Linked DNA regions of Homo sapiens: region 2 is linked to region 1. The links are chromatin loops, found by intact Hi-C in ENCODE. Cell type or tissue: OCI-LY7. All regions are shown on one strand. Links, peaks and the distances in the headings refer to the core of each region. The heading gives the core; the rest is flanking DNA.

What was found. A loop is a pair of places that touch in the nucleus more often than their neighbours do. Peaks named below come from ENCODE experiments on the same cell type or tissue, not always from the same donor. Only the 100,000 strongest peaks of a DNase experiment are listed, where the experiment ranks them.
Region 2: it touches region 1 in a loop (4-fold over the local background); 1 of 110 quality-filtered maps calls a loop at or near these places.

What each region holds. Positions count from the first base shown.
Region 1 is chr5:137,069,978-137,080,805 of GRCh38, reverse strand. All of the region lies in intron 5 of SPOCK1 (SPARC (osteonectin), cwcv and kazal like domains proteoglycan 1), which reads left to right. Among named protein-coding and RNA genes, the nearest start is that of CTB-1I21.1, 340 kb to the right of the region's middle. In OCI-LY7, for the core only: CTCF peaks have their summits at 5,214 and 5,422 (motif pointing left); DNase peaks (open chromatin) are centred at 3,975, 5,445, 7,975, 8,345 and 2 weaker places; H3K4me3 peaks cover 3,738 bases; H3K27ac peaks cover 7,954 bases.
Region 2 is chr5:136,157,571-136,168,398 of GRCh38, reverse strand. SMAD5 (SMAD family member 5) reads right to left here. Exons shown (of 8, transcript NM_005903.7): 4 at 7,292-7,543; 5 at 5,008-5,127. Among named protein-coding and RNA genes, the nearest start is that of SMAD5-AS1, 28 kb to the right of the region's middle. In OCI-LY7, for the core only: a CTCF peak has its summit at 4,970 (motif pointing left); DNase peaks (open chromatin) are centred at 3,978, 4,478, 6,628, 8,688 and 1 weaker place; H3K4me3 peaks cover 7,894 bases; H3K27ac peaks cover 8,000 bases.

The DNA.
Region 1 (10,828 bases), core at 2,006-10,005:
CCACTTAGATTTTCTGTAGTTTTCTTCACTCATTTCACCAAGAAACTTGTTCTTTCTTTGGTGATAGTTGTGGCAGGGCTTTGTGGGGCTTGCTTTCTATCTCATTCATTCATTCATTCTTTTACTCAAGGAATAATTAAAGGACACCTACTGTGTGCTGGCTGTGTTCTGTGTGCCTGGGATACATCTGGGAATGAAAAGACCAAGATCTCCACCCCTGGTGGAGCCCTTGTTTCAGTGAGATCATGGCAGGGGTTCTATAGAGACATCCGGGAGGGACACTGTAACTCTGAGTGTGCACTACCTTGGTACAGTTCTCAGAGAATTCCTTACCATTTGTGTGACTTGGCTTTGTTTGGAAGATAATGGTTCCTGCAGGTACCATGAACTGACAGAGAAGACCATTGTCAGCACAGCCCTGAACACTGTGAAAACATGTGACCTGAGCAAACATCAGAAAACATTTTGACTTGAGACCACATAATTAACCTCTTAAGAGCACAGACTTTAGAATCAGATAGCCTGGATTTGGACTCAGGCTTCGCAAGGTTAGAGCTGGCTTTCATTGGCCAAACGACATCTGTGAGCCTCCATTTCTTCATGTGTAAGATGTATGTTGTTATCATTTTTATCATATAGGGGCTGGGGTGAAAATTAAAGGAGAAAATATAGGTAAAACTTTTAGCACAATGCCAGGTTCATGATTAGTTATATTAAACCTTGTATACATTATGAAGAATTAGAAGCCATTTCTACCAGCACTGTGAAGAATAGAAATATACTTAGTGCTCGTATCTGTATTATGAAGAATACATAGACATATGACACAAATATCCTGAAGTCTAGCAGCTAAATTATAAAATATTAGAGGGTAAGAGGAAACCAGAAGAGCAGGCATGGGACGGTGTGTTGTTGAGTGGGGTGGGCTGGAAATGTCACTGGAGCTAAGGGGGGTCTGCAGGAGTAGGAGTGGTCAGGGTCATGTCCAGAGGAGGACACGCCTGGGTGGGGAAGGTTTGGGATGGGAAAAGAAAGAGGTATTCAGATGAGGCAACATCAGAGTGAAGCAGGGACGGGGAGGAGGAAGAAGACAGCTATTAAGGAATTGTTGCATGTTGTTGAAGAGTCAGAGCAGTGTTGTTGAAGAAGCAGCATCAGTACCAGATGGTGACCAGCATCAAAAGGGAGGACTTGAGTTTTGATCAGGGCTTGAGAGCAAAATGTTAGTTTGGGATCTTTGGTACGACATTTCACTAAGTCGGGGGGGGGGGGAATCAGATGGGATGGTAGGAGAGACAGTCAAAGCTTTCCATCTGTTGGACTGTGACAGTCCAGATACCATTCATGGACCTAAGGAGTATCAAAGCCTGGAGATGGATAGAGATGACTTCATTTGGCCAAGTGCATTGGAGATGACAACAGAGCTGTGTCGATTGTTCAGCAGGTGGTTAGATGGGTGGGGCTGTCCCTCCATCCTCCTGCCCATGCATCTATATAGCTGTCCAACATTTATTTAGTACATACTCTTTTTTAGATTCTTTTCCAGGCACTGGGGCTAACCAAGTGAATTAAAACCTAGTCCTCATGGAACTCATAAGAGAGACAGGCAAGAAAGCTGTCATTGAAGTACAGGGCAAGAGACAGAGTGTTAGAGGTGGGCAGGTGCTAGAAGTACCTAGGGATGCCTACTGCAGGCTCCTGGGGGAGCTGTAGACAAAGCAAAGCATCCAAGAGGAAGCCTCAAGGGACATGGCCGAGGAGACCGAGGGGGAGTAAGCGTGGTCTGCAAGCTGGGTCACAGTAAGCATGTGTTTGGAGAGACATAAGAGATGTGAGTGGAGAGATATGTGGGGTACAGATCTCTGGGGACCTTTTCTGCTGGGCTAAAAGTCTTTACTTTTTGTCTGAGGATAGCAGGATACAAGGAATGGTTGTAAGCTGGGGTAGGGTGTCACAAACACATTTGCATTTTACAGAGATCAGTCCGGCATGGAGAAGCTATTGGAGGAAGAAGAGAATGAATGTGGGCTTTGGGGTATGGAGGAAGGAGCAAAGATTAATTGTCTACCATGTGCCAGGAATGCTGCCAGGCACTAGAGATCTAGAGATCATTAGTTATCCTTTCTACTTCCAGGATGGCTGCAGGAAGTAGGGATTATCTTTAGTGAGGAGGAAATGAAGACTTGGACAGGTTATGTAAATTGACCTGCCTTTAACCCCAGTAAGCAGTGGCGCCCTGGGTGTCAGATTCCCTACTAGGTTTGTAATGAGAGATGCAGACAGATCCTGGGCAGAGAGTTTCTCCCTACCCACCATCACAGCTGGAGAGGTGTGAGTCATGATAGAATCAGGTGCCACCTCAACTTGCCCTCCACCTCCGGTGAATTCTGTCTGTGGAGTAAACTGCCCGAGCCAGTGGGGAACAGGCAGCATGGAGAGGAGGCTTAGTGTGGGCTGGGTCCCCTGCAAGGAAACCAGGACAGCTGGAGAGACAGGCATCTCGAGGGCATTTATAGCTGCAGAGACATTTTAATTTTAAGCAGGTGCCAGCACCTCAGAACATCCTCTTCCTTTCTCCTAGCGCTGCCTGAGCCCACATATCCAGGCTGGGCGAGAGACATGTGAACGAGGTCTCTGCTCCCACATTGCCTCTTGCATCTCCCAAGTCTCTCTGGGATGTTTTGTGCTTTTTTCTATACTTGAAGCATCTCCTCTGTTCTCCTCCTTGTATTTCTTCTCTCTTTTCTTCCCTCCTCTCCTCTGCCATGCCTCCTCTACAGCTTTCTTTTCTTGCTCTCTCCTTCTTTCATTCTTATTTGTGTTCTTTCCTTTCTTACCCTTTTCCTTCTCATCTGTAAAATGAAAGTGATAGTCTCCAACTTCCTAGAGTTTCTGGGAAGATGATGAATTTATTTCAGCAACCTCTTCCTGTCCACTTTCAAGGTACAGCTTATATGTGGCCCTAGGGTGTATGAGCATGGACAGCTCTCTCTAGGAGCTTGCATCAGGTGGGAGTCAAGTTCGGAGACCAGATCCTATGAACAGAACTGTCTTCTGAGGCCCTGGCTGGGCCGCTCTGGACTGCTTGGGAGAGCTCTGATGATCACACTTCACAGTTAATCTGTTAGCTAGGAATAGCTGCAGGCCTTTATGCCTCCAGGAGAGGCTAAGTCTGGCTGCTGTCAGCTTCTGGAACACAGAAGGTGGCCACATCACCTGATTCAGGTCTGTGAGCTGATCAGCTTCACTTCTGTAAGTTGGCTTAGCTAATTGCAACATGTTAAAGTGGCTTTGACTAACATCACTATCACTAGTGACAAGTCACAGTTGACAAGCAAGGGTTGTATTTGGCTGACTCCATTTCTTCCCTGCCGGTCAGCACCACACAGCCGCCAGCAGGGCACCTCCTGTTCTCTCTCCCTTTCCCGAGCTCTGGCATAATTTCTGTCTCCTCTCTGTCCTCCTAGGATTCCTGTAAAGGCTTTGCCAAACCCCTCACTGTTGTAGAAGTCTGTGAGTCATTACACATAGCACTGGACTAGGGAGAAGTGAAGGGGTTGAATTAAAAATTAAATCTGCGGGGGCCGGGCGCGGTGGCTCACGCCTGTAATCCCAGCACTTTGGGAGGACGAGGCGGGTGGATCACGAGGTCAGGAGATCGAGACCATCCTGGCTAACACGGTGAAACCCCGTCTCTACTAAAAATACAAAAAAATTAGCCAGGCGTGGTGGTGGGCGCCTGTAGTCCCAGCTACTTAGGAGGGTGAGGCAGGAGAATGGCATGAACCCAGGAGGCGGAGCTTGCAGTGAGCTGAGATCATGCCACTGCACTCCAGCCTGGGCAACAGAGCGAGACTCTGTCTCAAAAAAAAAAATTTTAAATCTGCTACTTACTCACCTTGTGTCCCCGAGGCAGTTATTTGCTTTCTCTAGTTTCAGTTTCTTCATCTATAGAATGAATGTATTAACACCTGCTCTTAATCTATAGAATGAATGTATTAACACCTGCTCTCACATAGGGTTACATAAGATATATCCCATAAATAAACAAAAAATGTATAAGACACAGATGGTCCCTGACTTACAATGGTTCAACTGAAAATGGTATGACTTTAAGATGGTGCAAAGGAGATATGAATTTACTAGAAACTGTACTTTGGCTACCCGTCAACCATTCTTTTTTTTTTTTTTTTTTTTTACTTTCAGTCCAGTATTCAATAAATTACATGAGATATCCTACTTTTTATTATTAAATAGGCTTTATCTTAGATAATTTTGCCCCACTGTAGACTAATGTGAGTGTTCTGAGTACACTGAAGGTAGGCTAGGCTAAGCTATGATGTTTGTTGGTTAGACATATTAAATGCACTTTCAATCTCTGATTATTTTTACCTTAAGATGGGTTTATTGAAATGTAACCCCATAGTAAGTTCAGGAGCACCTGTACTTGTGATATGCTAGGCTCTAGTCAAAGATACTATTTCCTTCAAGAAGTAGATATGTAAACAGATAAGCACTGTCCAGTGGTGAGTGCAATGAGAGAATTGTCCTGGGGCACAGAGGCAGGAGCCTCAGAAAAGCTTTCCTGGAGGAAAGGCACTGGAGCCCCGTTCGGAAGAGGGGAGGGCTGCAGCTGGCCCAACTGTGGGCCTTCACTGAGAGCCCTTCGGGTCTGGGCTCTCTGCTGCATCCAGGCCTTGCATGGTGAGGCTGTGCATGGTCCCACCTCTCTGATGTACAGCAGGTTGTCCTCCCTCCATGGGGCCAGCCATCTCCTAGAGAGGATGACAGGCCCAGGAACTTCAAGTCCTTCCTCATCTGCACTATTCTCCGAAATCCCAGTTAAGTAAAAAATCCCACAGAAATTTAAAATGTCAAAATAGTGTCCAGTCCTAACAAAATCCCAGGCAGAGGAGATAACAGGGAAAATGTCCAGAAGTGAGAACAGTGGAGGTGAGCCAAGGCAGTTCCCCTTGTGTGCAGTTTGGGAGCTTAAAGCAGGGGCCAGGAGCCTGCTGGGGGTGGGCCTGCACGTGCAGGTCAGGGCTGCACTCCTCTCCACGGTGCCGGCCACTCTTGGTTGCATTGCCTGGAGGACAGCAAGACTCTCCACTGGTTTCGTCACACAGTTTAGAGAAACTATTCAGCCTTGCCTCTAAAACCAAGCCTGTGACAATCTGTACATGAACTGGACTGAAACTTACCTCCTCACTCACTAGAAAAGGGTGTGCTAAATCACTGACAAGATAAACAAGGTAAGAAAATGAGCAAAGCTAATTGCTGATATCAATCAAGAGAATTTTGTGCTTCTGGAAAACCTGGATCACTTGGCCCTTTAACAAATCCTTACTGAAGGTCAGCTCTTTACCAGGTGTAAGCCAGCCTGGATACAGCAGGAAATAGGATCCAGTCCCTGCCCCGAGAGCCGCCCTCTAGCGGGAGCTGCAGGAGGGACAGTAACTGCAACACCTGAGAGTGGCAAGCCACTGGGGAGGGAGGAGCTTAGGGAGGGAAAAGAGGAGTGGTTTCTGGGAAGAGTTCTCCTAGCACCACTGGGCAAAGCAAGTTAAATTTTCTTCCCCTGGCTATTAGTTTAATAATTATTCAATGTACAGAGCATTTAAAGAATAATGCAATGAATGCTGTATACCCGTCATTAAGATTTGACAGTTGTTGCAGTGGCTCACACCTGTAATCCCAGCACTTTGGGAGGATGAGGCGGGCAGATCTATTGAGGTCAGGAGTTCGAAAACAGCCTGGCCAACATGGTGAAACCCGGTCTGTACTAAAAATACAAAAATTAGGTCGGGCGCGGTGACTCACGCCTGTAATCCCAGCACTTTGGGAGGCCGAGGTGGGCTGATCACGAGGTCAGGAGATCGAGACCATCCTGGCTAACACGGTGAAACCCCGTCTCTACTAAAAATACAAAAATTAGTCGGGCGTGGTGGCGGGTGCCTGTAGTCCCAGCTACTCGGGAGGCTGAGAAAGGAGAATGGCCTGAACCTGGGAGGTGGAGCTTGCAGTGAGCCGAGTTTGCGCCACTGCACTCCAGCCTGGGTGACAGAGCGAGACTCCATCTCAACAACAACAACAACAACAACAACAACAAAATACAAAAATTAGCAGGGCATGGTGGCAGGTGCCTGTAATCCCAGCTACTAGGGAGGCTGAGGCAGGAGAATTGCTTGAACCTGGGAGGCGGAGGTTGCAGTGAGCTGAAATCATGTCACTGCACTCCAGCCTGGGCAATAAGAGCGAAACTCAGTCTCAAAACACAAACAAAACAAAAAGATTTGGCAGTCGTTAGTATTTTGGCACATTTGTGTACTCTTGCTTTCTGTATATACATACGTACTTTCCCCTGAACTAGTTAGAAGTAATTTGCAGCATTGTGACACCTCACCCCTAAGAAAAGGGGTGTTCTCTTATATAACCACCTTAACCTTAGTAGGTATTATGCCTGTAAGAACATTCCATAATATCACCTAGCATATAGTTCACATTAACATCACAGAAATTCTTCCCCAAATGTTTGTATAATAATGTGTTTTGTATAATAATTATTAGTCAAGGTTCTGTTAACTTTCACTCATTTCATTTGTTTCCGATTTTTAATTTATTTTAATTAGAAATGATTACTCTAGTATGATAATCCACCTGCCCCAGGTTTGTTTGGTTTGCTTTTAGAGTTCAGACTGTTATAAAATGTCCTCAATTTTGGATTTGTCTGTTTCCTAATGCATAGAGTCGGGTTCAACCTTTTTAATACAGTGCCTCACAGGTGCTACTGTGTATTTTCTTTTGTTGCATATTAGGAGGCACATGCCAGCCTGTCCCGCCGCCAGTGGTATTAGCTTGGACCCTTGGTCCCTTTGTTAAGGGGTGACTGCCGTTTGTTTTATTGAAAGTGTGCATTTTCTTCTTTGTGTAATAATAACACTATAAGGAGACATTTTAAGACTGTGTGAATGTTTCATTCTCTAATAACTTTCACCCAAAATTTTTAGCAAATATTAAATGGTCCTTTTCTGACTCAATTAATTACATGAGGAGTTTCAAAATGGTGACTTTCTAACTCTAGCCTTTCTTTTAAATTTTGTAGCTGCTATTCTCTTGTAAAAAAAAAAAGCATTTTCCTCTTTTACATTTTTAACAGCTTGGTCTTCAAGAAGTTTAAGGCTCTGACTTATTTGGAAGCCTTAACTCATAGAAATGTGTGTGTACCACACAGAGGGAGAGAGGGAGAATAAAAGACTGTGCCGTGGGTCACACACAGGCCAACCATCGGTTCCACTAAGATGGTCCTTCCCGCTCTCCTCATCCCTCTCTAGCTTCCTCACTGTTTCTCAAGTGTAGTCAAAATCTTCTACCCTGGGCCTTTGTGCTTCCTTTTTCCTTGACCCTCCTTCCCCAGAGAGCTGCATGACTCACTTTATTCTGTTCTCTGCTCAGATGTCATCTTTCCAGAAGATTTACTGATCACACCATACATCATTCCCTCTCCTTTATTCTCTGTCTCTTTCTCTCTCTTGCTTAATTCCCTGACTCCCATCAATGCCTGCCATGTGAACTTCATGGAAACAGGCCTTTGTCCCATTGGTTCTACACCTAGACCAGGGTCTGGCCCATAGTAGATGCTCAGTGAATATGTGTTAAATGCAGAAAGGAACACATGTATTTATGGATGTTCAATAAGGTTCTAAATGAGACCAAAGACCTTCCCTTGTTTCTGTGCATAGCTTCTTCCAGATGAACACTGAGCCACTCAAGCTCTGTGCAGAAATGGGTGGTTATTCTCCCGTCAGCCAGGAACAGCATGTTGGCATCTGACTGGTGCAGTCAGCAGCCGCTCACTTCCTGCCCAATTATTAAAGCCGGCAAAGCCTCAGGATTGCTCCCCTCCACCTACTGTGACATGATTTTGGGTGAATAAAAACAAATCAGAATTCATCAACTGTGAACAAAATTGTCAACTGTGAACTGTCAACAGTCTGGCTTAAAAAATGGATGATAGGTTGATGAAATACAGTGGAGAAAGCAATTTGAATAAAATGTTAAAAATAATACCCAAAGCATGAGAGGCAAAGCAGAGTGTGGTGTGGTAGAGAAATGTACTCGGTTGAGACCTGTGTGAGCAATGAACCAGAAAGAGGTTGTTAGCTGTGCTTTACAAATCATAAAAGAGAAAGATTTACTGACCATTTACGGAAAATATTCACTCATTCCAACCAATGTATTAGAGTGTTATGCAAAATGGAAGGAAAGATTGGTTGGGAAATCTGCTAGCACATTTATTTTTAAGTAGGTCAACATTTTGAGTGTATCTGCCTGTTCATGTCGTCATTGGCTCTTGCTTCTTTTTCTGTCTGCAGTGATAAGGGCAGGCAGGCATCTCTGTTTTAGCAGGTCGAGGGTCTAGAATCCCCAGGGGTTTGTATTTATAATAATATGTTGTGTATGAGTATGGGTTCTAGTATAATGTTTAAAAGTCCTTAACTTATTTCCTAGTTTCTCAACTCTCCTCCTTTAGAGAGTTAGAGTTAATTATTTATTTGACTGCTTCATCATAAAATCAATATAAAGGTTTGAATTTTTAATATTTCCTCTTTTCTGGGCATGCGTCACAACTGATACAACTTGGCCAAGTTCTTTAGGTCCAACTGCTCATATCCTGAGGCTGCTGTTTCATAGTTTTTGTTTTGTTTCTTTCCAGCAGAGCTGAGCCATCTTGGCACAAAGATCTGTGCTTTATAAACCTAAGACAAAGTGTCTTCATTCCTTAGAGTCTCTCTCTTTTTAAAAAATCTGGATGGAAAGAATATTAATTTGTTAGTGCTACTGTAACAAAGCGCCACTAACTGGGTGCTTCAACAACAGAGATTTATAGTCTTTACATAGAGTCCTTAGTGTAAAGCTGGAATGGTGATCAGGTTTTGGCTTCTGTATCTGTTCTTCCCTAGAAAGAACCTGGGAGAAGGGAGGAGGGAGGATGAGGGAAAGTGATTGGGAGGGTAACTTCAAGGGTGAGAATTAGAGAAGTGTTGTGGGAAGAGAACATCTGTGGGAGGCCGTGGGCTCAGGAGCAGAGCTTCACACTCTCAACCCTTCCTGGAGGGCTCTACCCGCACTTGCTCATGGAGTTTTCTGGGAGGTGTGGTTCTAGCTTCGTTGTCACCTCCATAGGAGCCTATAAACATTGTTTTATATTTTATCATAAAGTCTTTGATACATAAAAATGTATATATTATTTATAGAAGTTGTCAAGCTTAGTAACAGAACAAAAGCCTCAGAATCTAATGCTTACTTTATAAAATAAAACATCATCAATGTTTGTGACGCTTCCCTTGGGCTCCTGTCTGACCAGTCCTGCTGCCTTCCCTGGGGAGGTGACCCCTATCTTCCTGGTATTTGTCATGGTCCCCTCCCCTGCCAGTTTTTAAAGGAGCTTTTACCACATGTATCTGTATCTCTAAATAGCCTGTTTTAAGCTTTATAAAAAATGGAATTATGGCTGGATATGATGGCTCTTGCCTGTAATTCTAGCATTTCGGGAGGCTGGGGTGGGAGGATGGCTTGAGCCCAGGAGTTTGAGACCAGCCTGGGCAATGTAGTGAGACCCTATCTCTACAAAACATGTCTGTAGTCCCAGCTACTCATGAGGCTGAGGCAGGAGAATTGCTTGAGCTCAGGAGTTCAAGACTGCAGTGAGCTATGATTATGCCACTGCACTCTAGCCAGGGTGACAGAGTGAGACCCTGTCTCTTTAAAAAAAAAAAAAAAAAAGAAATTGGCCTTTTGAGCTACATATATGAAATGCCACATATTGTCCTGAAAGGTAAAAAAACAGATCTGTGCCCTTGAACTTGGATTTTCACTGATACAGATAAGAGATAAGTACTGTTTTCTCTGGTGGTGTCTTTCTGTAGCTAGGGAGGAGACTGAGCTGCCTGCAGAGATGGCCACCAGGGCTGGACAGGAGAGGGGATGCTGCAGGCCAGCCGAGAAAGTGGATTCCAGGAATTACAGTCCACAGGGCCCACAGTCATGGCAAGGCCACCCAGAGAGGCTCATACTCCAATGATAGGCTGGGGTGAGCAGGCAGGCTGAGGGGCAGAGTACTCAATGTGGAGCTCAAAGAGGCGTCTCAGGGAGTAGACATGGGTAAAGGATGGTTTAGGATGAATGTGGTGAGTACTGAGCTCCAGCACTTCCTTCCTTGTGCAGGCAGATTGGTAAGCACCCAGGGACTGGAACAGAGGTCCAGAGCAGCAAAGTGAATTGTGGCTCCCTTCTTTCTGCCTTTGTCATTCAGCAGCTGTTTATTGAACACCTACTCTATGCCAGGGCTCTGTGTATGTCATATCATGCCAGGGATAAAACACTAACTAAAACCTTTTCTTGCTGTTAAGGCCTTCATGGTCTAGCAGGAAGGAAGTCATTCTGTTGGTCAGCTTTTGCTAAGTTATGCTGTAATAACAAATAATCCCCAAACATCATTGGCTTATTATGATAAACCCTATTTCCGTGTTCACATTGTGCGTTAGCTGTGGCTCTGTTCAGAACACTTCAGCTCTGTTCCATGTTCTCTGCCTTCTGGGTCCTGGGCAGAAGGGAACAGCCCTTATCTGGCACATCATTTTCATGGTAGAGAAGAGCAACAGAGGTGATGAAACCAGTGATTCTTGACATGTCTGCTCAAACCTGGCTTGCATCCCTCCTACTAACCACCACTGGTTGGAGTGAGCATGTGGCTAGACCTGGTGGGAAAGTTGACCCTCCTACAGGGAGGTGCTGCTGCAAGACATGGGGCCTGGAGCAGAAGTGT
Region 2 (10,828 bases), core at 1,445-9,444, 910 kb after region 1:
AACAACTAAATGAACATTATCTTTGGGTAAATAGAGGTATATGTTTAAATTTTACATGCCAGAACTGCCTACAGAAAAAGGTTTATACACAATATAAAATACTGGCCAAACTCATTAATATAAAAGTCAGTAACTCATAATAGACACAAAGGGTAGAAGAGATACATGGAAGCTCTACATCCCAGCACCCTTCCTGGAGCTGAAATCAAGCAAAGAAATCACAGACCCTCAATTCTCTTTCAAAAAAGGCAGGAATATGGCTGGGTGCGGTGGCTCACACCGGTAATCCCAGCACTTTGGGAGGCCAAGGTGGGCAGATCATGTGAGGTCAGGAGTTCAAGACCAACCTGGCCAACATGGTGAAACTCCGTCTCTATTAAAAATACAAAAATTAGCCGGGTGTGGTGGCACATGCGTATGATAATCCCAGCTAGTCGGAGGCTGAGGCAGGAGAACTGTGAGCGAATTGTGCCGCTGTATTCAATCCCGGGTGGCAGAGCGAGATTCCGTCTCAAAAAAAAAGGGGCAGGAATAAAATAACACCAAGGAAAATGTAAGAGTAATCACATGGTCTATGTAGGCAATTTAAAATAATTGGTTAACTTTTTTTTTTTTTTTTTTGAGATGGAATCTCGCTCTGTCATCCATGATTGAGCACAGTAGCATGATCTCGGCTCACTGCAACCTCCACCTCCCAGGTTCAAGTGATTCTCCAGCCTCAGCCTCCCGAGCAGGTGGGATTACAAGCACCCACCAGCAAGCCCGGCTAATTTTTGTATTTTAGTAGAGATGGGATTTCACTATGTTGGCCAGGCTGGTCTCAAACTCCTGAGCCTCAGATGATCTGCCTGCCTCGGCCTCCCAAAGTGCTGGGATTACAGGAGTGAGCCACTGCGCCCAGCCAACTATTTTTTTAATAGAATAGTTTAACTTTTAAAACTCAATTCTGAGTTTTATATGGCAAAGAATTCAGATGAGAAGAAAGAGAGGAAAATAAATCAATTCTGAGTATTCAATGGCAAAGAATGCAGATGAGAAGGAAGAGAGGAAAATAAACCACTGTAAGCCCAAAGAAGTCTTAAGAGCTCAGATTTTAAAGTTTATACAAAGTTTATACATGTAGAGGCCCATTCCTAAAGACAGGTACAAATGAGTTGCATGAAGTTATAAGAGTAACATCAGGAAGATTAGAGCTAAGAACGAGCAGAAGGTTATAGAAAAAAAAAAATGCTAGGCGAAACTAAAAAGGCAATTTTGGTTAAAAGGAAAAGAGGAACCAGAAAAGCACTGCCTCTGCTCAAGGCAGAAGACGTATTGTTGCTAACAGGTGGTTCCAGGCACTGCCGTTTAACTTTGATTTTCTTTTTGTCACTTTTTTGGCAAAAAGAAAGGAGAAAATACACATAATCTGACTGAAATGAGAAGAAATTCTAGTGAAAAAGGTATCTACAAAGGTGAGAAAATGTGAGTATCAAGTTCCTCTAAAGGGGCTCAGTTGTTTGGTTGAGACAAATTACATTCCAATGGACATCTAACATATAACACTATTAAATGGCACTATGATCTCTGGAAAATCAGGAGAAAAGAAAAGGAGGTTAAGTGGAGTAAATACAGTCCATATTTTCAAAAGGAGAATAAAGTGGAGTAAATACAGTCCATATTTTTAAAAGGAGAAAAATAATACTATTTATTGTGTACGGCCTAATGTTGTGTGCTAAAATCATTACATGTATTGTCTAATTTAATCAACATATTAATAATTCCAGCATATCATCCCTATTTTGTAAATGGGGAATCTCAGGCTTAGAGATTTAAAAACTACCTACATTGCAAAGCAAATAAGTAGAGAAACAGGAATTCAAATCCAGAAATTCATGTTCCATTTTTATGGTAAATGAAGGTAGATTTTAAATTATAGGCAAATTAATATAATGAGATTTCTTGATAAATTCTAGACATTATAGAAACATTAACAAAACTATTAGGGGTCTGGAAATTTAACTGCTCTTAGGAATACAGAGCACTCAATATAACACACATTCAGTATTATCACAAACATAGAAAACACATAAAAACACATTGTTTTAAGAAACGTATAAAATAGCAGTACATATTTCTAAACTTGGGACAAACTAAGGAGGTTAAGGTCTCAAACCAAAGTGGCATTAAAGCCACAATGACACCATAAAGATATACAATTTTTCATTTGTCAATTATCCAAAAAAAAAAAAAGATAAAAAAAATACAGAACAACCCACAGTGAGATATCTCTTCATACCCATTAAAATGGTCAATATCTAAAAAATAGAAAACAAGTGCTGGTGAGGATGTGAAGAATATGGAATCCGTGTGCACTGTTGCTGAGAATATAAAATGGTACATCCACTGTGGAAAACAGTATGGCTGTTCCTCAAAAAAGTATAAATATAATTACCATGTAATCCAGTAATTGTACTTCTGGTATATACTCAAAAGAAATGAAAGCAGGATCTCGAAGAGATATGTGTACGCCCATGTCCACAGTAGTATTATTCACAATAGCCAAAAAAGTGAAAGCAATCCAAGTGTCTATCAATGGATGAATAGATAAACAAAATTTGGTATATACATACAACGGAATATTACTCAACCTTAAAAAGAAATGAAATTCTGACATTGCTACAATATGGATGTGCCCTGAGGAAAAATAAGCCAGTCACAAAAAAAAAAAAAAAAAAAAAAAAAAAAAAAAAAAAATTGTATGATTCCATTTATATGAAGTACTTAGAGTGGTCAAAATCATAGAGATTAGAAAGCAGAGTGGTGGTTGCCAAGGGCTGGGGGAAAAGGAGAATAGGAAATTTTTATTTAACAGGTATAGTTTCAATACTACAAGGTGAAAAGAGCTATAGAAATGGATGGTGGTGATGGTCACACAACATTATAAATGGATTTAATGCCACTGAACTGTACACTTAAAAATAGTTAAGATGGTAAAATTTATGTTATATATAGTTTGCCATAAAAAAACAAACAAACAAACAAAAAAAAACAGGGCCAGCCTGGGCAACACTGTAAGACTCCATCTCAACAACAACAAAAAAATTGGCCAAGCATGGTGATGCATGCCTGTAGTCCCAGCTACTCAGGATGCTAAGGTGGAGGAGCACTTCAGCCCAGGAGTCTGAGGCTCCAGTGAGCTATGATCACGCCACTGCACTCCAGTCTGGACATGACAGAGCAAGACTCTGTCTCTAAAATAAATAAATAATTTAAAAATTAAAAATAAAACAAAACAACAAAAAAATAGGGGGAAAAACCTTTATAGGAAAGCTTTAGCAATCAAGACTATGAGGTATAGATATGTAAGCCAACAGAGTCCTGAAATAAACCCTGGCATTTACAGTCAATTGATTTCTGACAAAGATGTTAATTCAACAAAGAAATGATACTCTTTTCAACAAATGGCAAAGCCAACTGGATTTCTATATGCAAAAAACTTAATGTAGACATTTACCATATACCACATACAAACTTAACTCAAAAGGAACCACTGACCTAATATAAGAGCTAAAACTATAGAACTTCTAAAATAAAACATAAAATAATATTTTCATGACCTTGGGATAGACAAAAATTTCTTGAATTCAACACCAAAAGCATAATCTAGAAATGAAAAAACTGACAAAATGGATTTCATCAAAATTTAAAGCTATTACCCTCAAAAAGACGTCATTAAGAAAATGAAAAGAAATCCACAGACTGAGAGAAAATATTTGCAAATCATATATCTGATAAAGGATTCATATCCAGAATATACAAAAAATTCTTACAACTCAGTAAGACAACCCAATGGGCAAAAGATTTAAAATAAACACATCAAAGAAGATATATAAATGGCCAACAAGTACATTTAAAAAATGCTCATCATTGCTCATTAGAGAAATGCAAATTAAAACCACAATAAGCACTTTACACCCACTAGAATGGCTATAATTAAAAAGCCAGACAATAACAGGTGTTAGGAGGATGCAGAGAAAATAGAACCCTCATACTTTGCTGGTGAGAATGTAAAATGGTACTGCCGCTTCAGAGAAGTTTTATAGTTTTCTTAAGTAGTTAAACTTACCATGTTATTCAGCAATTGCACTCCTAGATATCTATCCAAGAGAAATAAAACAATATCCACAAAAAGACTTACATGCGATTTTTGTTTGTTTTTTTGAGATGGAGCCTCGCTCTGTTGCTCAGACTGGAGTGCAGTGGCACTCCACTCTCAGCTCACTGCAACCTCAGCCTCCTGGGTTCAAGTGATTCTCCTGTCTCAGCCTCCAGAGTAGCTGGGATTACAGGCATCTGCCACCACACCCAGGTAATTTTTTATTTTTATTGTATTTTTAGTAGAGACGGGGTTTCACCATATTGGCCAGGCTGGGGTTTTGAACTCCAGATCTCAAGGGATCCACCCGCCTTGGCCTCCCAAAGTGCTACGATTACAGGCGTGAGCCACTGAGCCCAGCTGCAAATGTTTATAATAATCAAAATACGGAAACAATTCAAATGCCCACTGACTGGTGAATAAATGTGATATATTTATATAAAGGAGTACTGTTAAGCAATAAAAAGGAACAAACTATTGATACATGCTACAACACGGATGAACCTTGAAAAAACATGCTAAGTGAAAGAAGACTACATTATTACATGATTCCAATTATATAAAATGTTCAGAAAAGATAAAATCTACAGGTACAGAAAACAGATTAGAGGGTATGTGGAGCTGAGGATAGGAGTGAGGATAGACTGCAAATACGCAGAGAAACCTTTTTAAAGAGTTAGGGAAATATTCTAAACCTAGACTGTGGTGCAAAACTTGGTGTATTTACCAAAATCTTTGAATCATACACTTAAAACAAAAAAATTTTATAGCATATAAATTATACCTCAATAAAGCTGTTTTTAAAAAAGTAGCCAATAAGTTAAAAACAACTACTACTATAAAATAAATGAAGTGAGTACTTCTCTTACCCCTGCTGGATATACTGGGCATAATCTGAGGAATCATATTATTGCTTGTATCCATAGGCTGGGAATTATCTTGACCCATCTGATCATCAGGTGGCATATAGGCAGGAGGAGGCGTATCAGCTAAGAGGAAAAAAAATAATAATTAAAATCTTCATTCTGCTCAAAATTATTACTCTAAAAGCTTTAGAAAATTCTTAAGATTACCAGCAAGCTTCATTACTGAACATCACACACAAAAAAATGTAGGATACTATCCTAGGGCAAGGGAAAAGGAGAACAGACAGCACACCTAATGGCAATTGAAAACCTACTACAAATCCACATTTATTTAGCCCAGATCCCTGGTAATCCAGGATACAAGGATCAGTCCTAAAATTCACTGAAACAGAATTCAAGGTCAAGAATTTTGCCTTTATTTTTATGTGTTCAGAGAAACTACAGCTATTACATATCAATCTGAAGTACAGATTTTCCTCATTTGGGTATATATCTACTACAGAGACACTTTTAAATTATTAAGATCAGCACATACTGTATACTGTCATTTAAAACTGGAAAGTAAAACTATGTCCCTTCAAAATTTGCCATCAACACTAACAGCAATTGTCTAACGCTTGTGCAACATCCAAATATGGCTGTTGTGTCCTATTAAATGGTTAGGTAATTCACTTAGGAAACTAAATGTTAACTAGAAAATCTTTGAGTTTCAACACTCATAGTTGAAAATTTTGCAAAAGCTACAGCTATACTTTTTTGTCTCAGTAATTATAAATAAGAACCGAATTTGTCTTTCATCCCAATGTTTTGTACAGGATGTATTTTGAGACAGAACTACAATTAGCACTGAATCTAAGACAAACTATGAAAATTTGTTTTTGAGCAAATTCCTAATAGCAAGTTAAACAGCTGGCACTTAATTTCTCTTCAAAAGAAAAAACTATACCAATTGATATTTTGCTGCAGTAGAGAAATCACAAAGAATATACTGTAGGTCCTTGAATAATGTTTTGTTCAATGGTGTTTTGTTCAGCATCATTTTGTTATGATGCTGATGAGAAAAAAAATCCATTCCCAGCCAGGGCCACGTCTGTGTGAGTCTGAACATTCTCCCCATGTTTGTTTGAGTTTTCTCTGGTTACCCGAGTTTCCTCTCACATCCCAAAGATGTGCACATCAGATGAACTGGCATGCATGTCTAAACAGTCCCAGTGTGAGTGCCGGGGTGTGTGTGAGTGCACTCTGTGATTTAATCACGTCCCATTCAGGATTGGTTTCCACCTTGTGCCCTGAGTTGCTGGAATGTGCTCTGGCTACCCATGACCATGAATTAGAATAATTAAGTAAATAACAGTCTTGTTTTTATTGATCTTTCTTAAAGATATGCACAGCTCACATTTATTTCAATGTTTAATATTAGAAGAGTCTTGGGTCTTTATTTATAAATTTAGTGATATTTTTGTGACCAGAAATATACCACAAGAACTTAACTCTTGTTTATATCAACTAGCCTATGATAAAACTGGCTTTGTAATATGCTGTTTCAGTTAAAGTCAGTTTCCAAGACGTTATCAATGACATCAAGTGAGGACTTACTGTACTTATATATGACTCTGCCTGACAACAGCAGGTGTTCAAATATTTCTTGACAGTGACATACTGACATGTCCATATATGACATGCCATTAACAAAATTTAGAACTTTACAAAATCTACTTATCTTTCTCCAGTGAAATCAGTTCATCAGTTATCTAACTAAAGATAACCAGGATTCATTTTAACTTCTAAAGTCTTAAATAATTTGAAAAGCCACACAGTAAAGGTGAAAGATCACAGACTTTAGAGTTAGACAAACCTGGGTCTGAACCTCTAGTTCTTAGCCCTACCCTAGGTAAGGTACTTAAAAGTTTAAAATTTACTTTAGAATTTCTTTTTCCATCTGTAAAACAGGAATATCTATCTCACATAGTCATTCTGAAGATTAAATTGAATGCCATAGCTTTCATCACAGTATCAGTTATATAAAAGACAATAAATGGTACTGAGTGTCATAAAATAGAAGAAAATATTTAAGTCAAATAGGGCTACTTCCATTTTTTAAACATACGGTAATTGGCAAAATAAAATCTAAACTCTTCTGGAAATCAAACAATTACCTAAAGAATAAAGAGTCAGAAACAGCTATTATACCTTGGCATGTAACAGTTCACCCAGAGGGCCCACAGTAAGAACAACTGTGATTCTTAGGAATTTTTTTTTTTTTGGTATCAATAAAATAAAGTCTTACCTGGGAGCTGAAATGGACTTCCTGGTCCAGAACTTGCTGGGGAGTTGGGATATGTGCTGCTAGCAGGAGAAGGGGGATAAGGGCTGTTTGGAGATAAGGGAAAAGGAGTGTTGTTGGGCTGGTGGAAAGAATCTGGAAACGTGGCATTTTGTGGCATGTGTGGTTCATTGTGGCTCAGGTTCCTAAACTGAACCAGAAGGCTGTGTTGTGGATTGAATTCATTATGACGAGGCACTAATACTGGAGGTAAGACTGAAAAACAAAAATCAAAAGTCATTTGTCAGGAATGACTAAACAAATGCCCCATCCACACTAAGGGGTTGGTAGAAAGGATTCATGTAAGACTGTAAACCTATTAAAACAATTTACTTTTAGAAAGGGCTGTTTTATAGAGCCCTGAATCTCTATTTACATAAAAACTGAATCCAAAACTCTGTAAGCATTTAGCCTGCATAAGGTACCCTGGAAGACAGAAAATCCAGAGAAAGATACCACTCCTGTTCTATGAGATAAAGGATATTAAAAAACAACCATAAAACAGAGAATTTAACACAATAGGAGTTAAACAGAGGTGAGCGCTCCCAGCTAGCAGAGAATCAAACAAAATACTGTAAGAAAAAAACATACCTGACTGAACCTTAAAGATACAGGAGGATTTCACATGGGAGTACTAGGGCTGGGAAGAGGTAGAAGGGGAGGGTGGCAGAGGAGATGAGAAAATCAGTTGGCCTACGCACTGAACAAGGAGTTAAGACTACAGAGTGAAGTTGGAATCTGTTATGTGAATGCCCTAAAAACTTCCACATTTCCAATTATGAACACTTTGATCTTTCTTAGTTTGAAAGATCTCATGTTTTACGTTGTTCAGTACGGTTTTCCATATTGAATATGGTAATATTCTCTAGGTAAAAGCCTTCCAATCAAAATCAGTCTTCTAAATATGACCATAATGAAAATATACACAACAAAGTCTAAACATTTTTAACAGATACATTTTTAAGAGATAAACTTTATTCAAATATTCGCTTTCTCTAAAGACCCAAGTGACCAATCACATTCAAATATCTGATTACCTTTCCATGCAGGAAACTGAAACAAACCTGATTCTTCAAACATTTACAACTCATCTCATTAACAATTGTCCTGTATCTGTCAATGTAGTTTCACTTAGAAAAATCTCAACTTAATTCTGATATCATTCAGCATCAACAAAATGAGTTTGTTTTTAAGCTACCTAAGTCACACTTCACCTCCCTGAAGTAGGGATGTACACAACAATCCAGTGTTTCTGTTAAGTCAGTATTTGTGCTATTTTTGTCTATTGTTTCATTTCATTCTACTGCATTAGTATACTAAATATGTGGTTAACATCTGACTACAATCGTTTTGTTCTACTGTGTGTTAACAACTGCTATTCCCCTCGCAGAACAAGAGGCAGCTGCCATTGGAGAGAAGGGCATTAGGCAGCAAGAATTTCTACATTTAGCAGGCTAGCAATCTGAGAGACTTAGTGAAATAACTACTCAGGAATTCAGTTCAGTAAGAATTTGCTTTTTTTTTTCTTTAGAGGTATGCTAAAATCACTGGCTTCTCTTTCACTTGTACATTATCTATGCACGATTTTTAAAAAATTATTTTATATCATCCAAAATAATGTTAATATGTGGACAGTTTAAAAAAAGACATGCTATTAGAGATTATAACAAAAACTGCAATTCCTAGCCCCCTCCCATATACTGTTTCTATAGAAAACAAATTTAAACTCTTAGCCATCTCTTATAACATTTACTTTGTGTACTGCTAAATAATATGCTTATATTGCTATTATTAGTCAAGATATTATTTGTAGACTTGCTCTTAGGGCAAATGAGGCAGCATTCTTTTATTATTCTATCCCACTCCCATCCCCAAAATAGAGTTAAATATAACATTTTGCTTAAATCAATATCCAGTATTCATATATACATACATGTAATTCATTGCTGAATCAAGTGTACTATGAGTCTACTTTTTCTTGAACAATGTTTTTACTAAAGTTAACCATTGCCTTGTTTCTTCATTTGTTTAATTTTAAGTACATTCCACTAATATTTCCAGAATTCCAACAGATCTGTTAAACGCCTATCATTACTATTTCTTGGATACAACAAATAATCAAATAATTTATTCACTCTACGTTTTCCCTTGGATCTTCCATCTTTTTTTTTTTGAGATGGAGTCTCGCTCTGTCGCCCAGGCTGGAGTGCACTGGCGCCATCTCGGCTCACTGCAAGCTCCACCTCCCGGGTTCACGCCATTCTCCTGCCTCAGCCTCCCGAGTAGCTGAGACTACAGGCGCTGACCACCACGCCTGGCTAATTTTTTGTATTTTTAGTAGAGACGGGGTTTCACCGTATTAGCCAGGATTGTCTCGATCTCCTGACCTCGTGATCTGCCCACCTCGGCCTCCCAAAGTGCTGGGATTACAGGCGTGAGCCACCGTGCCAGGCCCAGATCTTCCAACTTTTGGTTCCAACCTATATTGGTTACTGCTCAAGTCTCCTACAAGTCTGAAGTCCTTGGACTTCCCTTCTCTACTGCTGGATCACATTTCCTGGACCTCATCCTCTATTAGTGTCCTAAGAGAAAGTAAAAAGTTGAATTTTCTTGACTTCCTGCATGTATAAAAATTTATTTTTTTTGCTTGTCGGCAGGCAGATAACATTTCCTTCTGAATTTTGACAGCACTACTTTACTTTCTTCTAGAATCCAGAACTGCATTGAGAAATCCAGTATTCTGATTTCTAGTCCTTTATATGTTTCCTGTCTTTCTTTTCTGGAAAGTTTTCAGAATCTTTTTTTTAATCTATGATATACAAAAATTTCATGTGGGGCTTTTTTTATCCTTTGTTCTGATTACTTGGTCACTGAGCCCTTTCAATTTTCAGTTTGGGGAAGTGTTTGATATTATTTCTTGGAAAATTTTCTCTCTGCCATCTTCCTCAATGCTCTATTTCCAGAATATATTATTCTATTAGAATTGATATTTAATTTGAAACTGATTCCAGGCCACTTAATGTTTTAACAAGTACTTTTTAAGGCACCAACTCATCTAATGCTCATAACAACCTATTAGGTAGGTAGTATTATTACCATTTTACAATGAGGAAACTAAATCTCAGAAAGGTTAAGGCTTGAGGTAGTATTTGGTAAAACCAGGATTCAAATCCAGAAAGCCTGGCTCCAGAACCCACAGTCTTAATCAATAGACAATACTGTCTATTAGATCAGGGGTCCCTAACCCCCCCAGTTCATGCTCTCTTATGAACCAGGCCATACAGCAGGAGGTGATGGTGAGAGAGAGTGAGCGAAGCTTCATCTGTATTTCCAGCCACTCCCCATTGCTCTCACTACCGCCTGAACTCCGCCTCCTGTCAGATCAGTAGCAGCATGAGATTCTCATAGGAAAGCAAATCCTATCGCCAACTGCACATATGAGGGATCTAGGTTGTGCGCTCCTTATGAGAATCTAATGCCTGATGATCTGTCACTGTCTCC